Regions from separate parts of the Homo sapiens genome. Here region 2 is linked to region 1. A link is an interaction called in ENCODE POLR2A ChIA-PET data of the cell type or tissue named here. Cell type or tissue: PC-9. All regions are shown on one strand. Each heading gives the region's core, and the rest is flanking DNA. Links, peaks and the distances in the headings are about the cores only.

What was found. Peaks named below come from ENCODE experiments on the same cell type or tissue, not always from the same donor. Only the 100,000 strongest peaks of a DNase experiment are listed, where the experiment ranks them.
Region 2: POLR2A ChIA-PET joins it to region 1 with 7 read pairs; 1 of 35 experiments calls an interaction of 5 or more read pairs at or near these places.

Annotation. Positions count from the first base shown.
Region 1 is chr11:85,888,463-85,891,910 of GRCh38, forward strand. The region is part of intron 5 of CCDC83 (coiled-coil domain containing 83); the gene reads left to right. Among named protein-coding and RNA genes, the nearest start is that of CCDC83, 35 kb to the left of the region's middle. In PC-9, for the core only: no CTCF peak of the experiment used is centred there; a DNase peak (open chromatin) is centred at 1,719; H3K27ac peaks cover 1,426 bases.
Region 2 is chr11:86,933,079-86,936,526 of GRCh38, forward strand. The region is part of intron 1 of PRSS23-AS1 (PRSS23 antisense RNA 1); the gene reads right to left. It also overlaps a transcript of PRSS23 not described here. Among named protein-coding and RNA genes, the nearest start is that of PRSS23-AS1, 3.7 kb to the right of the region's middle. In PC-9, for the core only: no CTCF peak of the experiment used is centred there; a DNase peak (open chromatin) is centred at 2,063.

The sequences.
Region 1 (3,448 bases), core at 285-2,784:
TATCTGTCACCCATTTTTCTAATGTGTTGTGGCACTCTTTACATTTTAAAAAAATTAGCTCTTTAACTGTGATATAAATTGCAAATATTTTTCCCATTTGTCATTAGTTTTTTTGTTTGTGGGTTTTTTAATGAAGAAATGATGTGCTTTTAAAGTGCCCAACTTATCAGTCTTTGATTTTACGTTTATGAGATTATGAATGAATTCTCCAATATTTTATTCTAAAATTTTTATGGTTTTGTTTTTATATTTAAGTCTTTGTTTTTGTGTGAGAGAGTGATCCAACTTTATTTTTTTACCAAATGGTTTTCCAGTTGTTCCAACATCATTTATCATCAATTTTTATCCTACTGATTTGAAGTGCTAACTTTATTATACTTTTATTTCTCATATATATCTGAATCTTATTCTCTACTATCTATTCTGATTCACTGATCTGCCTATGCATTTGTTAACCAGTAGAATACTTTTTAAAAAGTTATTGTTCTGGTACATTTTCAAAATTTCAAATATTTTAGCCAGTATTTATTTCACATTTTTAAAGTAGGAAAAGTGATCTTCTCATATAAACTTAACCCATTATCTTGATCAGAAGTTTGGATGATTGGGCCAGGCGTGGTGTCTCACGCCTGTAATACCAGCATTTTGGGGGGTCCACGGTGGATGGGTCACCTGAGCTCAGGGGTTCGAGACAAGCCTGAGCAACAGGGTGAAACCCCATCTCTACCAAAAATACAAAAGTTAGCTGGGTGTGGTGCCGCACACCTGCAGTTCCAGCTCCTGTGAGGCTTAGGTGGGAGGACGACCTGAGCCTAGTAGGCAGAGGTTGCAGTGAGCTAAGATTGCACCACTGCACTGTAGTCTAGGTGACAGAGAGAGACCTTGTCTTAAATTAATGAATTATTAACTAGGATGATTTCTTTGACTTAAAAATTTTCATGTGGTTGTATTCAACTTTGGGGTGGTAAAAACATTTATATATTGAATTACTTGCTGGTCAAGCCATGGGGCGCAGCCATAAGAAAATGGTTGTTATGGGCTTGTGTTATTTTCCATTAGTTTTAGGGACTTGTCTTAACCATCCAGGTAGCAGCAGCCACTCCACCAGGGGAACTATTAGAACATGTTGGGGACCACTAACTGGACACAATGAATATGAGCAAGACTCCTAAATCAATCTATCTGAAGGCTTACTACCATCATCCCCTCTTTTTCTCCTACCTTCTACACAGGCTGCCTTCTTTCATGATTTTCCTGGAATTCTCCTCCAATGATTATGGGGTTTGCGTTAGTTAGGCTGCTTTACATGCAAGGAAGAGAGATCAAGTCAGGCTATTGTTGTGGGCTGGGAGGTTGCTGTAAGTGAAAGAGGATATTAAAACTTTTTAAAGTCTCAGTTTACGCTGAGGTGGCAAAATGAGATGAGATACCACCACATAGATTTGCAATTTGATGAAGAAGAAAACCAGTTTCGCACCTTTGATCATCGAATTCCAGTCTATACAAGAAGTTAGAGAGGCCAGGAAAAGGTTGTTAGAAATTAGGGGACAACTTTTGGAAAGAGCTTTTGGTGTGCTATCAGTCCTACTCTTTCCCCCACCGAGGAGCAGGTAAAAGGTAATTCCTCCTCCATCTCAAATCTGGGTGAAAGGTCTTCAGAGAGATTTCTCAGATGGTTCAGTATGTGTCCCCTGCAGTCTGGGCATTCAGGTCTAGTTTATGACTCATCCCTGAGAAATCTAGGGAGTAAGTGGCTGAGGAGCTAACCGCACTGACAGCAGAACACAGAAGAGGTGGCTGCTGCCCTGGGCTGGGCCTGCACTCCCGAGTTTGTCAGGGCAAAGAATGGAGGAGTGTTTCTTGTCAACTTGTTATGAGAGAGAGTTGGGGAACAGTCATGTGAAATCTTGCTGGAGACAGCTGACTAGGGTGTTGGGGGCCGGTGATAGGTCCCCAACAGAAAAACAGGGATTTTGTATGTGTGGGAGGGGAGTGCAGAATTGAAAACCAGGGACCAACAGAAAAGTTGTTACCAACTTCTAAGGACAGTACTTGCCCTGGATCAAGGGAATGCAGATGAAATCCCATTTGAAATGGGGAAGCTTGTCCTCCAAAGAACCTACTAAAACACTCCCATGAGACAATGTGTCAGCCTTAAATGCCAGCTAGGTCCAGAAAGTAGACATGAGCTTGAGACAGTATCAGTCAAGTGAGAGCTTTCTTACCGTTTTCCATGTTTCCCTCTTCCCTTCAGCACTGAGAGAGGAATCATGGAAGCTCAAGGCAAAGAAAATGGCAGCAGGCCCAAGTTAGGAAAGGGGATTGGCATAACTTTGAAAGAAGTTTAAATTGTTGCAATATTCTGAACATACTAATTACTCATTGGAGGACCTTTTGTTACCACAAAGAAACCAGAAGTCATAGGATTTACCATATATTTTATTGAGCAGAAGTCAATAGCCTCACAGTATGAGTTTTAAAGGAAAGAGACAAAAATTAAGTTGCTTGACTCCCCAAGAGTAATGCTTGTTGGGTGTAACACAAATGAGGAAAGGGAAGACTGAAGACAGAATGATATCAGCGGTGGTTCTAGGCATGGCTCCTCCCCACATTTCTCTCCCCTGATCTGTGACTGTCCCTCTCATTGGCACCTCTGCTTTGCTCTGCATACCTGTCCCCCTTCTCTTCTACTTCCCACAGAACAGTCCTTGCAGTATTCTCCAGCCCATTTCTAAAGACATCTGGTGCCATCATGCACCTTATCAAACATGACCAATGGCCTTTGTCCATACCACCTCATGGGTCACCAGTCAGCCCCAGCACAAACTGTTCCTCGGTCACCTGCCTTACTCAGCAGCCTCTGCTGAAACCCAGGGGGCGAGGAGGAGAAAACACTTAGAGCTGCTTCCCTGAACTTTAGCTAGAATGGGATATTGGGATACTAGTATAGAAAACAGTCACTAACATATCCAGGCCAAGGTTACTTCTCCTCAATAAAAGGAAAAGGAACCTTAGAATAAGCCCAGGAATGAGAAGGTGAGGGGTTATTACAAGTCATTAGATAATTACAGTCACAGAGCATTTTTATTTTTGTCCTTTACTGGGGCACAGGACAGGGATTCTTAAAAGTTCTTTGTACACTAACAGTGAATTTTTTTAAATTAGGTTCAAGACTCCGTACAAAAAAGTAACATTGTTTCTTTGAATGTTAATTTTCTTGCCTATAAAATCAGAGTCCCTAGGTGATCTCCAAGAGGACTCACATTTCCAGCATTTGCTTTTCCATGTCTTGTCTAATCCTTACAAGTTCCTTTGAGTTAGATATAATTAGGCCAGTTTAAAGATAAGAAAACAGGCCCAGGGAAGTTAATTGCCCTAACCAAAGTCACAATGCTAGTAACAAATGGAACAGGGATTTGAACCTAGGTGTGTTAGGCCCCAAATCCAT
Region 2 (3,448 bases), core at 652-3,151, 1.0 Mb after region 1:
AGGCAGGGGGTGGGTGGCTACCTCTGGAGACAGCTGGAGGTCGTCCTTTCAAAAGCAGGCTGGCGGGCACGCTGACCAAACTACTCCTGCCAAGGAGCCATTGCTGTGGTTCCTTTGGACTGGACTTCTGACTCTCCCCTAATTTCTACTCATTTCTAAGGTTAATTCTCTTTACTCTCCAACCACTCCAATACATTTCCTTCCATTTATGTTCTCTAGAGTCTGTTTTCATTGCTGACACCTAAGGTGGTGCATAATTATAAGCCAGCGTGATTTCATTTCCTATCTGAAGCCTTCGAAAAAAATGGCTCTCAAGCAGTATCTCAGACACCCAAATCCAAGGCTTTACTTTGGTGGCCATGGAAAGACACCTGAATGGGTGGGCGTGGGAATAGGGTAAGAGAAGTAGAAAAGAGGAAGGGAAAAGAGAAAGTACTGCATATTTCATACCTACTATAGTCTAGGACTGAGGATACAGCAATGATCAACATAGGCAGAGGCTCTAACAGATGCCAGGAGCCAGCTAGGCATTTGTCCGGCTATCTTATGATAATATTATAGGGAGGGAGGTGCTCCCATACCCCAAGTGGGAAGAGTGCGGCTCAGTGAGGCTGAGAAACTTGCCGTGGGTCACACAGCAGATGACTATTGGAGCTGGAATCTGAACCAGATCTCATTCCTACCATATCTGCTCTTTCCACTACATAAATTTGTTAAACAATGGTGGGTAAACCATGCACCTTTTTTTCTTTTCGTATTTTGATTTCAGTGTTGTATCCATGATTTGGAACGAGCCCACCTGAGCCTAATGATGCGACGAGATCATTGGATTATATATGTATTTACTTTAAAAACACAAGGTAGAAAACTTTACTGAGTCCATGAAAAGAAAAGCTGGAGACACGTCAAAGCCTGTTTTGATTTAAGTGGAATAGATCCAGCTTGAGTGTAAATTCGAGACTGTGTTTGCTTGTGTCACACTCTATTTTTCAAATTACTTTCATATGTCCTGTTTCATTTATTTCCCCCAGTTCGGAATGGGAAAACTGAGGCCTGGGACTTGAAATAACAGATGTATGTTTGTACAGCAAATCATCATGAGAGCCAAAACTCAAACCCATACTCTCTCACCGAACCCCACTGCTTCTTTCAGCACACAATAATTATTATTATGCCAAGTAAGTTTAACAAGGTGACTTGGATCGATTCATTCTGATGATTTGAGTTGGCTCCTGGGATCATCTGGGTAAATATTAGGCCCACATCTCTTTCCAAACATATTCCATCTCTCTCTCTCTCTTTGGTTTTTTCTTTTTTCTACATTTTCACCTCTGCTCCCTCATCATACCTCCCTCCCTTTCTCTGTTGAACTCCTCCCCTTCTCTTCTTTCCTCCCTTCCTCTCATCCTCTCACCCACAAAAACATTTGTTTGTCTTACATAGGGATAGTGTCATGTGACTGGGTGGCTGAAAGGAGAAGTATCTTTTAAGCTCCTGGAAGCAGAATATTTTCTTATGGATTTTTTATTGTTTGGATTGTTTTGCCAGGCTAATGAAAGAAGACTCTGAGGTCCCCTTATCTCAGGCCAACTAGAGGATGCCTTCAAGTTTTTGTTTTTCTTCCCAAGCTGGTTCCTTACAAATGCATCCAGAAGGTCATTCCCAGGTCCCCAAGATAGTGGTGGGTAATCAATCACATCCAGGACATCAGCATCACAGCAGATAAGCTCATGCATGGGAGGATTTGGGAAAGGAGAGAGGGGATCCTAAACTATCCCTGAACCATGTGCTCCAGCAAAGGCAAGTGGAGGGATTACTTTTTCTAGGAGTTCACTGGGACAGCCACAAGTATATTCTAGCTCCAATGACCATTCTTCCCTTTTGATTTTTGACTCAAAACAAATAAAAATACACATACATAAAATCCTTAAACATTTCCTATATAATCTGATAATTGCAATTCAGCAAGCAATAAAGATTGTGTGATTGTGTTTAACAGCTCCAAGGGATGGGTCCACACAGGGCCCCCAGGCAATAACTAATCCCTCTGAAACAAACAGAGAGGACTCCAGACCTGGCTTTGCCAAGGACAAGTTTTGTAAGCTTATTTAAGTCACCTGACTTCTCTAGGCCTCAGATTCCTCAGCTATAAAATAATGAGCTAGTTTATTATTTCAACCAATGCTTATTAAACATCCACTTTGTGTCAGGCTTTGTGCAAGAAGCTGGAAATATTTTTAAAGTATAGACACAGTATCTGTTCTCAGGGTCTCAGTGTTTAATGCGGGAAAAGATGCATCATAAGAGAAAAGTGCTGTGGACGGCAAAGGCAAAAACAACTCAGCCCAGGAGCTTATCTTTAGGATTCTTCCCAACCCCAAAAGTCTACGTGTATGGCATTTTTTTGTCTGTTCATTTTGTTTTGGTTGTCTTTTCACATGAATGTTATTTCATTCTTTCTTGACTAGTTGTTTTCAAATCATTGTTGCATTGTTGTCATTATCATCCATTACCAATTACTAAACACATACTGTTACCCCAAATGTTGTAATTACCCCAACTGTTGGTAATTACCCCAATGACTCTAAAAGTTAGACATTATAATCACTATTTTTTATATAATAACACTGAAGCCCAGAGAGGTTAAGTAACTTACCCAAGCTCACATCGCTAGAAAGTTACGGAACTGGGATTGGAGTTGACCCCTGCCAACTCCAAAGTACATGCTCTTTCTACTACTTGGTGCTGCCTTAGGTATATGTAGCCACTTAGGACAAACATCATTTACAGGAGCAGGTGTGATATAAAAATATGAGGCCCTTTGTTCAAATATTATTGAAAATTTCAAGATAGCAACAGCAAAGCATTAAACAAAGCACAAGGCCTGTCTAAGCACAGGGCTCTGAATGACTGCCCATGTTGCAAACCCAGGAATCCAGCCCTGCCAGCCACAATTCAGTTTGCAATGGCATCTCCCACTGAAGCAGAAAAGCTTCATAGCAATTTGCAGGCCCAGATCACACTCGCAGAATGTTTCAGTGATCATGCTTCACATGTAGGATTTCTGGCACTACCCAGAGGGTTCATTGTGAACCACCTGGCAGGACTTGGGGGCTCTGTGTGGTGGCTTTTTCAGAGTAGCCCTGGCACCTAACCTAAAGAATATTAATATCATTTCTGGTAATGCCAATTACTTTATTTTTTTTTGAGATGGAGTTTTGCTCTTGTTGCCAGGCTAGAGTGCAATGGCACAATCTCAGCTCACCACAACCTCTGCCTCCCAGGTTCAAGTGATTCTCCTGCCTCAGCCTCCCGAGTAGCTGGGATTACAGGCATGTGACACCACACCTGGCTAATTTTGTATTTTTGGTAGAGACAAGGTTTCTCCATGTTGGTCAGGCTGGTCTCGAACTCCCGACCTCAGGTGATCCGACCACCTCGACCTCCC